Linked DNA regions of Homo sapiens: all the other regions are linked to region 2. Evidence: chromatin contacts called from ENCODE Hi-C or POLR2A ChIA-PET data. All regions are on one chromosome and are shown on one strand. Each heading gives the region's core, a stretch centred on a gene start or an enhancer-like site at or near the end of the contact. The rest is flanking DNA. Distances are from core to core; before and after follow the strand shown. Region 1 overlaps LOC124900191 (a long non-coding RNA gene). Region 2 holds the start of LHFPL2 (LHFPL tetraspan subfamily member 2). Region 3 overlaps LOC124900191 (a long non-coding RNA gene).

Region 1 (3,086 bases), core at 527-3,026, 110 kb after region 2:
TTCCTTGATCTCATCCAATTTTCTGCCTTTCACATTCTTTTTGCAACTTTAACCTTGCCCTTCTCCCCTCTTTCACTTCATGAACTAATAACCATGGGACTCCCCCGCCCAACCCTTTAAATATATTGTAATGATGCTACCTGGGAATGGAAAAGTCCAGGAGAAAGACTATGGGGCCAACAACAGCTGGGAATCAGAGAGCCCCATGGTGTATGGGGCGTAACACCCAATATTCCTTTGGGTATTAAGTGCATATAAGAAACATAAGAGGAGGCTGGGCGTGGTGACTCATGCCTCTAATCTCAGCACTTTGGTAGGCCGAGGCGGGTGGATCATGAGGTCAAGAGATCGAGACCATCCTGGCCAACATAGTGAAACCCTGTCTCTACCAAAAATACAAAAATTAGCTGGGTGTGGTGGCACGAGCCTGTAGTCTCAGCTACTTGGGAGGCTGAGGCAGGAGAATTGCTTGAATCCAGGGGGCAGAGATTGCAGTGAGCCAAGATCGTGCCACTGCACTCCAGCCTGGGAGACAGAGTGAGACTCCGTCTCAAAATAAATAAATAAATAAATAAATAAATAAATAAATAAATAAATAAATAAATGAATGTAAGAGGATAACTGATCAAGTGTTCTCTACACAAATCACCACCAGTTGAACCCCCATTAAGGCAGGTAATAGTCCTTGGCTATAGACAAGAGTTGGTACCATGCGCCTAATGTAGGTCTGGATTTGGTTAACATCCTTTTGTGCAACAGGTCAGAGAAGGACTGATAACCAGAACACTGGCAGGCTGTGCTGGAACTGCTTGTTGCTGGATGGCAGGGACATTTGAGGCACAGAGATAAGAAGGGAAAGAACCAACTGTTGCGCGGATTCCCTCAATGGCAGCAGCTGTGTCTTAGTCTGTTTGTGCTGCTAGAACAACATACCTGAGACTGGGTAATTTATAAAGAACAGAAATGTATTTTCACAGTTTTGGAGGTTGAATGTTCAAAATCTAGATGCCAGCAGGTTCGGTGTCTGGTGAGGCCCAGTCTCTGCTTCCAAGACATTGACTTGTCGCTTTGTCCTTTGAAGGAAACGCACTCTGTGTCCTCACATGGCAAATAAATGGAAGGGCGAAAAGGGCCAAGCTAGTTCCCTCCAGCATTTGAATAATGCGCTAGTCTCATTTACGCGGGCAGAGCCCTCCTCCTGGCTCATCACGTCCTAAATGTCCCTCTCTTAATACTGTTGCATTGGGGATTAAGCTTCAACATGAATTTTAGGGGAAGAAAAACACTGAATGCATAGCAAGCTGTAAGAGAGACTTATGAGTTGTCTTGGGCCAATGTCTGGGAAAGGATTAGTTTGAGGGAGTTCCAGTATTGTAGAGCTACAGGAGGAAAAAGTGCCAGGTCAGGGTAGCTGAGAACAATGGAGAAATTGGGGGATAACCTAGATTTGGAACTGGAAGACCCACTTGGATTGTTGTGAGGATTAAATGAGATCTTTATACAAATAATTTGAAGCCACAAAATTGTTTTTTGTTGATGCGTCATTCACCATTTTCCTCATTCACGAGGAAGGCAACAAGCATTAATTTTTCTGGCCCTCCATTAAGAACCTGTCTACATCCTCACCTAGCTCCTGAGCGCCTTGCTTTTTCCATAGCTTAGTGAAAGCCTGCTCCTGTCCTCACCCTAGGCTAATTCCCCCACCTGTGCAACACCTGTGCTCTTCTAGGGCCATCCCTTCCTACTTTGTGAGTTCTTGTTCCGTCAGTTATGCCTCATTTGTTCACATTCTCAGCCTCTCCTTTCCTCTTCCTCATTATCATTCAAACATGCTCTACTATCACCCAACTTAAAAAAAGAGCAACTTCCTCCTTTATGGCACTATGTCCCTATAGGTACTTCCTTTTCTGCATTCAATTTCCTCTTCACAGTCAGCCTTCTGGAAAGGGCGGTCTCTACTCACTACCTGAAATTGCTTAGTCCCTTCCTACTTGAGCTCACTTCAGCTTGGCTCCTGAATCCATCGCTGCACTGGAACTGGTTTTGTCAAAGTGACCAGTGACCACCCCTCACCAAATCCAATGGGCACTTTTTCATTCTTCTATTAATCAATGTTTTCTAAACCTCTTACTCAGCTTCTATGGGAACTTTCTCTCCTATTTTTCTCCCACTTTTCCAACTGTTCTGTCTCATTTATCCTCTGCCATCCACTTCTCAAACATTGGGGATTCCTCTTGGCCTCTAGGGGCACTGCTGTTTCTTCAGCTCTTAGGAGAAAGCTGGTTGGCACACAGTTGGTTCACAGTCAAGGACCTTTCTTGAGCCAAAGGGCTTGGAGTTGGTGCTTTCTTCCTCTTGGACCTGGCTTTGGGGGTTCAGCTCTCCCCAGGTGAGTGGTCTAGTGAACCAGCCTGGGGCTGCCCCTACTGGGAAAGAACCTGTCCTAAAGGTGCAGTTTCCACCAGCAATGCTCCAGCCACCAGAACAAACCCCAATTTATTTCCTCATCCTTATCCTTTTTTCGGCCATGCCATTTCTAGAGCTCACCTTGCCTCTTTAAGGGATAAAACAGAGCTGAGATTTGCATCTGGGCCTATGAGGACAGGGAATAGGTGGCCACTCAGTTTGCTGGATCTGTCTCAGATCTGTCTATTACCGGCCAGAGTGGCTCCTTTAGTTAAACCCGGAGCCCCACGGATAAGTCTCCGCACTGAGGTCAGGGGCTAAAGCCCTAAAACATCCATTCCTTGGGGGCTTCCTTTGCCTGGTTGCATTCTTTACAAAGTTATCTTCCCCAGGATCCTACAACTGTTTATGTGTTGAGGTTCTTGGAGCAGGCATTCACAAAGGCAACCTATCTGACCAACTGGTATCCACAGCCTCTTTTTTTCTACACATACTTGTTCTTTTTTGTTTTTTTTTTTTTGAGATGGAGTCTTACTGTATCACCCAGTCTGGAGTGCAGTGGCACAATCTCGGCTCACTACAACCTCTGCCTCCAGGGTTCAAGCAATTCTCCTGCCTCAGCCTCCTGAAGAGCTGGGATTACAGGTGCCTGCCACCATGCCTGGCTAATTTTTTTTGTT
Region 2 (3,019 bases), core at 375-2,874:
TGACAGCAAAAAGAAATGAGACTCTTGGATTCTATTTCTCTTTCCTATCTTAAAAAACATTTCCTCTTCCCGCGAACATGTGTTCTCTATCTCTTAAATTTAAAAAGGAGTAGTTTCTAAAAGAGAACCAGTAGGAAAGAATCAGGAATACCAGCAAAAGTCAACATCAAAGAAGTCAGTATCTGATCCTCTCTTAAACCTAGCAGGAGTGGAGCTCTCTGGCCAAGGGGTAAGGCAAAAGCAATGTGCAGGTTATAAATGTCCCTTCAAGCTCAGTTACTCCGGTTTACCTCTCTGGGGTGAGCCTCTAACAGCTCTGGCTCGCCGGAATCTTTCCTCCCTCGGCTCCAGCACACACTTTCCATAGCGGCCGCGTTGCAATTTCAAAGAGTTCTCCTTTCCACGTAGGTCACCCACCGATGGTAACCTACATGCACAAACACACTCGCACAATCACAACAGAGAAAATGGGACATACAGGAAATGGCCCGGGTGGAGGCGAGGACGGGGGTGGGGATAGGACTTTGTCTTTACTCTGGTGTTGCTCCCATTGAAACAAGCACATGGACTTTCATGGAACTCATGACCATCCTGAAATAACAGAAAAGTCGAACGGGATTGAAGAAAATCCTTTGCTTTTCTAAGTTCGAAGAACACTGGGCCGCTGAATGGAAGGGAAAAGAAAAAAAAAAACTGTGTGCCTAAAAACATCCAGAAACACACGCAGAGTCTCCCCAGTCCTTTGCCCAGCCCGTGGGCTCAAGCCGCCCATCCCAGATGCGGTCTTCCCCACTCCACGCCCACCTCTTCCAGCCCGCACCCCAAATCACTGAGCTGCCCACAAAAATGCAGTCCAGATTTGAGAAGCAGCTGACGTCTGTGGCCAGAGTGACCCACACGCCACGGACCAGGGACAGCAGGGGCGACCACGGGGCGGCCCCCAGGGAGCGGTGCCAGGCGCGCTGGAACCCGGCGCCCAGCTGCGCCTGGGACCCACGCGCCGCCGTCCGAAGCCCGCCAGCGACGCCCAGAGAGCAGGGCTCGCGCCGGCTTCCCGAGGAGACGCTGTTCCCGGCACAACTTTTTTCCACTTCTGCGGCCGCCGGCGGCGCTGAGAAGCAGCTGTTCCCTTCCCATTCCCAGCACCCAACGCCCATCCCGCAGCACCTCCGACCGCTCGGCGCGGTCTCCCAGGGCGCCGAAGCGAAGTTCCCGCGCCAGCCGCGGCTCAAGCAGCCAGGGCTCGGCCGGCCGCAACGGCTCCCCATGCGCCCGCGCGGGGCGCCCACCTGGCCGGGCCCACCGGCTCTCCCCTCCCGCAGCGCGCGCGGGCCCGACGCCTGCCACTCACCCGGCCCCAGCTCGGCGTCTCCGGCTCCGAGCCCGCAGCCTTCCCCAAGTCAGGGCTTTCAGTGACGCCTCCTCGCAGCCACCTCGCTCTTGCCCCCGCTGGCCGCGCCTGGAAGAAGGAGGCGGGAGGAGAGCGAGAGGAGAGCGGGAGGAGGCGGCGGGAGAGGGGGGCAACGCAAGGGAGGGGAGAGGGTCCGCGGCGCGGGGGAGGAGGCAGCGAGGCGAGAGAGCGCCAAGCTCGGCGGCCGCCCGGGCTAGCACTCGGGGAGAGGGAGGAGGAGGAGGGGCGGGGGCAGCGAGAGAAAGAGGCGGCCGAGCCGCCCTGCCCAGGCCCCGGCCCCGCGCCGCTGCCCAGTCACCATCGCCGCCTCCGTCCCGCGAGCGGGCCGGGCGTCCGGGGGAGGGGTCGGGCTCGGGGCTCCCGGCGCGGCGCGCGGGGCGGGACGGGGGCGGCGGGCGGGCGGACCAGGCCCGGCCTCCGGAGGGGAGTGTCCTGCGGGTCCGGGAGGGAGTCGGCGACAGGGGATCCCCGAGAGGGGGTGTGGGGGCCTGGGAACCGGTCCCTGAGCCCGCCGGGCAGCGGCGGCGGCGTCTCCCGGGGTCCTGCGAGGTTCCTCCGGGCCGCACCGGGGAAGCTCCCGGAGCAGCTTCGAGCAGCCCTGCCGGGAGGGCCGGAGGCGGAGAGCGGCGCTGACGGAGCCGGGGGAGAGAGGCCAGGCTGCTCCGGCGGAGAGCGGGCCCCGGGGCGCTAGGAGCAGTTCCCCCAGACCCGGGCCCAAGCGGAAAGAACGGCCGTCTGGTGACCCCGGAGAGTCCGAAACGGGAAAGGGGCCAAGGGGCGCCTGGACCCCCATCCTCGCCGCCCTCTTCCGGAGAGGAGGCTCCGGACATAAGTTCCCGTGCCCTCTGAATATCTAGGTGTGGAAACTCAATTCCAACAGTCACAAAGATTATTCCTAAATAGAATGCTTGGTGTCCTCAGCTTCCCTGCCCTCAAAATTACGGTTTCAGGATGATTTTCGGAGGCGCTTTAGGAACAGCCTGAAAAGGCATTCTTGTCCAGAGAGGGGATGCTTTAACTCCCCAGCTCCGCCCCCAGGGCTGGGAGCAAAGAACAGAGTTAAATGGCCATGAATTCAGGTGCCAGTATTGTTTGTGATTGAACTGTTAGGACGTGGCACCTCTCTAGGCAAACCCATCTTGTATTCCACCCCTCGCCACCCCCCCGCCCCCCGCCCAGTCAAATGCTCCCATTCCCAGTTTCTCAGCCCCTTGTCTGGGACACCTCTATCCACCAGTCGCCCAGATTCAGATTAGCAGTCAATTTTGGGCCTCGCTCCTCCACTCCCGGTAGCCAGTCCCATTAGTTCTTCATTTTTAATGCCTTTCCAGGTGCCATGTCCTTTCAAGCCCACTGCCGCCTTTCTGGTTCTCGCTATCTGGCACTGGATGGCGTGAGCGGCCTCCTACCGGTTCTCTGCTGGGGTCCTCTCTACACTTGCATCCATATGCGCAGGCCTACAGGTGAATGGCTCTAGAATACCCCTCAGGCAGGCCACTTCCTGTTCTAGAAGCTTTCTGAGGCACTTTGCCAGAGAACATTCTGAATTCCTTAAAAATCATCAGTTCAAAACCATACAACAACTGCACCTCCATACGCACTTCTCAG
Region 3 (3,139 bases), core at 470-2,969, 79 kb after region 2:
CAGGGTTGACTCTGTATCTACATGGCATGATTTATGGGTGTCCTGAACATTCTTTTTTCTTTTTTTTGAGATGGAGTCTTGCTCTGTCACCCAGGCTACAGTGCAATGGTACAATTTCGGCTCATTGCAACCTCTGCCTCCCAGGTTCAGGTGATACTCCTGCTTCAGCCTCCCAAGTAGCTAGGACTACAGGTGTGTGCCACCTTGCCCAGCTAATTTTTGTATTTTTAGTAGAGACGGGGTTTCACCATGTTGGCCAGGCTGGTCTTGAACTCCTGACCTCAGGTGATACACCCACCTTGGCCTCCCAAAGTGCTGGGATTACAGATGTGAGCTACCGTGCCTGGCCAATGGTGTCCTGAACATTCTGCCTCCACATCAACAATCTTGATCATGGCTGTAGCCACGGGGCCCAGGACGGGGCCTGGCACATTGCAGGCACTCAGTAAATGTTTGTTGCAATGAATGAATGAACCAACCTGGCTGCAGTGGCTGCTCCTTTGCTCTCCACTTTTAGAGACTATGGACCAGCAGACATGCTGGACTTTGACCAGGGCCTGGTGGGAAGTGCTGAGAACTGCTGGCTTCTTATTTCACAGAATTATCCATTTTCTGTTGTTTCTTGGGAGGGCCCTTGGTCTTAGCTTTCACACAGTGGTATGTAGAATGAACTGGGAGACAGCCAATTTAGGCTTTTTCATCTACCAAACAAACCAAATCCATAACATTTGATTTGATGGATGGAATCCCCGGTGGATGATTTCACTCAGCCCTTTAAACAATGGAATGAGACCACTGGCCTCCTGCAGACTTTCTCTTGATGGGGGGTGAGGGAGGAGTGGTGGTCTGGAATGGGGAGATAAGTGGTAAAGGATGGAGGCTGGGTGCAGTGGCTCACGCTTGTAATCCCAGCACTTTGGGAGGCCAGGGTGGGCAGATCACGAGGTCAGGAGATAGAGACCATCCTGGCTAACTTGGTGAAACCCTGTCTCTACTAAAAATACAAAAATTAGCCAGGTGTGGTGGTGCACACCTGTAGTTCCAGCTACTCGGGAGGCTGAGGCAGGAGAATCACTTGAACCCGGGAGGTGGAGGTTGCAGTGAGCCAAGATTGCACCACTGCACTCCAGCCTGGGTGACAGAGCAAGACTCCATCTCAAAAAAGAAAACAAAAACAAAAACAAACTTGGCCGGGTGTGGTGGCTCACGCCTGTAATCCCAGCACTGTGGGAGGCTGCGGCAGGTGGATCACTTGAGGTCAGGAGTTCGAGAGCAGCCTAGCCAATGTGGCGAAACCCTGTCTCTACCAAAAATGTAAAAAATTAGCTGAGTGTCGTGGCGGGCTCCTGTAATCCCAGCTACTCGGGAGGCTGAGGCAGGAGAATTGCTTGAACCTGAGAGGCGGAGGTTGCAGTGAGCCGAGATTGAGCCCCTGCACTCCAACCTGGGTGACAGAGTGAGACTCCATCTCAAAAACAAACAAACAAACAAACAAACAAACAAAAAACCCTCTACAAAATGGCATTTTAGGACTTTATAATATTAATATTTTTGGCTGCTTTAATGAGTATGAGTAGCTGTTCCATAAGCAGATACTATGTCACATAGGGTAGATTTCAAGCCACTGCTTTAGAAGATGGTATGCTTGAATTGATTGTACACCTGAGGACTGAAGTTGAAACCACCAGCTAGAAGTGAATGCTTTTTGCTTTGTCATGGGCCAGTGGACTTTGCCTGGGAATCTCCCCTGAGCTGAGGCCAGCAAAGGTTGCACTCTGAAAGAGTATGAAAGGGTGGCGATATGTCTCATTGGTGAACCAGGTAATGGAAAATGCCTCTCCTCATCCTGCACAAGAATGCCAAACATCAGCCACAGTGCTCCCTTTTCTTTTGTACCAGTGTGGTTTATAGAAACTGGACAGTATCAGTGGACATTTTCTCTGGGCTTTTAAGGGGAACACATTGTATCTTGAGGCATTTCATCTGCAGAACCTGTACTTAGAACAAAGAAAAACTTCTGCGTGCTCGGTAAACAAAAGATGCCCAGTTTCCCTTCCCCATATTGCCAGCTGCCATGACACACAGTTTGGCCTCAGCCCACTCAACCACAGGTGAATTTGACCACAACCATACACCCTCGCAACCTACCAACTACAGTGACCTAGAGATAGCACTTTCTAAATGTAAAATGTCATTAATATGAGTGTTTATTGTCTAGCAATAAAGTTATGCCTATCATCAAAGTATCCAGGATCCAGAGGGAATGGAATAGGGCAGTAATTTTGAATCTGGTTGTGATAAAAGCCCAAAGCTAGACAGGCAAGAGGAGCGTAAGTGGCATGGCTTTAGCCTGCGTACTCTCAGGGTCTTATCTGCTGTCAGCCAGGTAGGAGCCTGTGGCTTTAATTCTACCTCCCCAACTTCCCACCTCACCCCCAGAACTAAACTGCCATCGGTCTCATATACCCTCCTCTGTCCCCAGTGACTGAAGTCACCTCCAACCAGGCTGTGACTACCAGCCTTCCTTTTTCCCTTCATGATTTTTCCAAGTGAAGGGACTAAATGAAAATATAAAGCAAGTCTTGTGATTTTTCTGAGGCTACATAAACTACCTGCCTCATTCCAGTGAGCTCTGCAGGGGTGTAACCTCCATTTTAACAAGGTTATGATATACTAACCCTCACCCCATCACCCCACAATTCTCTTCTCTCACCATGGACTAAATATTTTTCTTTGTTCCCCCAAAGGAAGCTTACTCCGTAAAGATTTCTGAAAAAAAAAAAATTTTTTTTAAAGGAAAATGTGCCAGGGCAGAGATGGAGGAGGTGGTAGGGCAGGCTGGGAGGGTGGGGTAGGGAGGTCCACAGGCCTCCCTGTTCACATCACACAGAACGTCCCTTAGAAAAACCCTCTAGAGGCCAGGCACAATGGCACATGCCTGTAATCTCAGCACTTTGGGAGGCTGAGGCGGGTGGATGGCAAGGTCAAGAAATCAAGACTATCCTGGCCAACATGGTGGAACCCCATCTCTACTAAAAGTACAAAAATTAGCTGGGTGTGGTGGCGTGTGCCTGTAGTCCCAGCTACTCAGGAGGCTGAGGCAGGAGTATTGCTTGAACCTGAGAGGCAGAGGTTGCAG

Evidence for each region. A loop is a pair of places that touch in the nucleus more often than their neighbours do. ChIA-PET counts read pairs that join two places held with the same protein, here RNA polymerase II (POLR2A). Pooled maps may share reads with other maps.
Region 1: a map of B cell shows a loop between it and region 2 (7-fold over the local background). The contact joins the enhancer-like site here to the promoter of LHFPL2 in region 2. A Hi-C loop is called at or near these places in 4 of 168 maps with a recorded cell type or tissue (B cell, GM12878, HepG2 and 1 more), 34 of 37 single-sample maps with no recorded cell type and 7 of 50 pooled maps. POLR2A ChIA-PET finds 5 or more read pairs at or near these places in 7 of 52 experiments (AG04450, B cell, GM12878 and 4 more).
Region 3: a map of B cell shows a loop between it and region 2 (8-fold over the local background). The contact joins the enhancer-like site here to the promoter of LHFPL2 in region 2. A Hi-C loop is called at or near these places in 5 of 168 maps with a recorded cell type or tissue (B cell, GM12878, HepG2 and 2 more), 37 of 37 single-sample maps with no recorded cell type and 10 of 50 pooled maps. POLR2A ChIA-PET finds 5 or more read pairs at or near these places in 7 of 52 experiments (AG04450, B cell, Caco-2 and 4 more).

The regions. Positions count from the first base shown.
Region 1 is chr5:78,758,720-78,761,805 of GRCh38, forward strand. All of the region lies in intron 3 of LOC124900191 (a long non-coding RNA gene), which reads right to left. Among named protein-coding and RNA genes, the nearest start is that of LHFPL2, 110 kb to the left of the region's middle. RefSeq lists enhancers at 1,695-1,824, 2,420-2,519. Within about 2 kb of position 1,777, at least 3 of the 41 ENCODE cell types and tissues checked have a DNase peak (open chromatin) inside an H3K27ac peak, as active enhancers do; they include B cell, where a contact is called at or near this core.
Region 2 is chr5:78,647,148-78,650,166 of GRCh38, forward strand. It overlaps LHFPL2 (LHFPL tetraspan subfamily member 2), which reads right to left and starts at 1,625. Exons shown (of 5, transcript NM_005779.3): 1 at 1,352-1,625. RefSeq lists silencers at 874-933, 1,224-2,163.
Region 3 is chr5:78,726,177-78,729,315 of GRCh38, forward strand. All of the region lies in intron 3 of LOC124900191 (a long non-coding RNA gene), which reads right to left. Among named protein-coding and RNA genes, the nearest start is that of LHFPL2, 79 kb to the left of the region's middle. RefSeq lists enhancers at 1,610-1,904, 1,870-1,979. Within about 2 kb of position 1,720, at least 4 of the 41 ENCODE cell types and tissues checked have a DNase peak (open chromatin) inside an H3K27ac peak, as active enhancers do; they include B cell, GM12878 and OCI-LY7, where a contact is called at or near this core.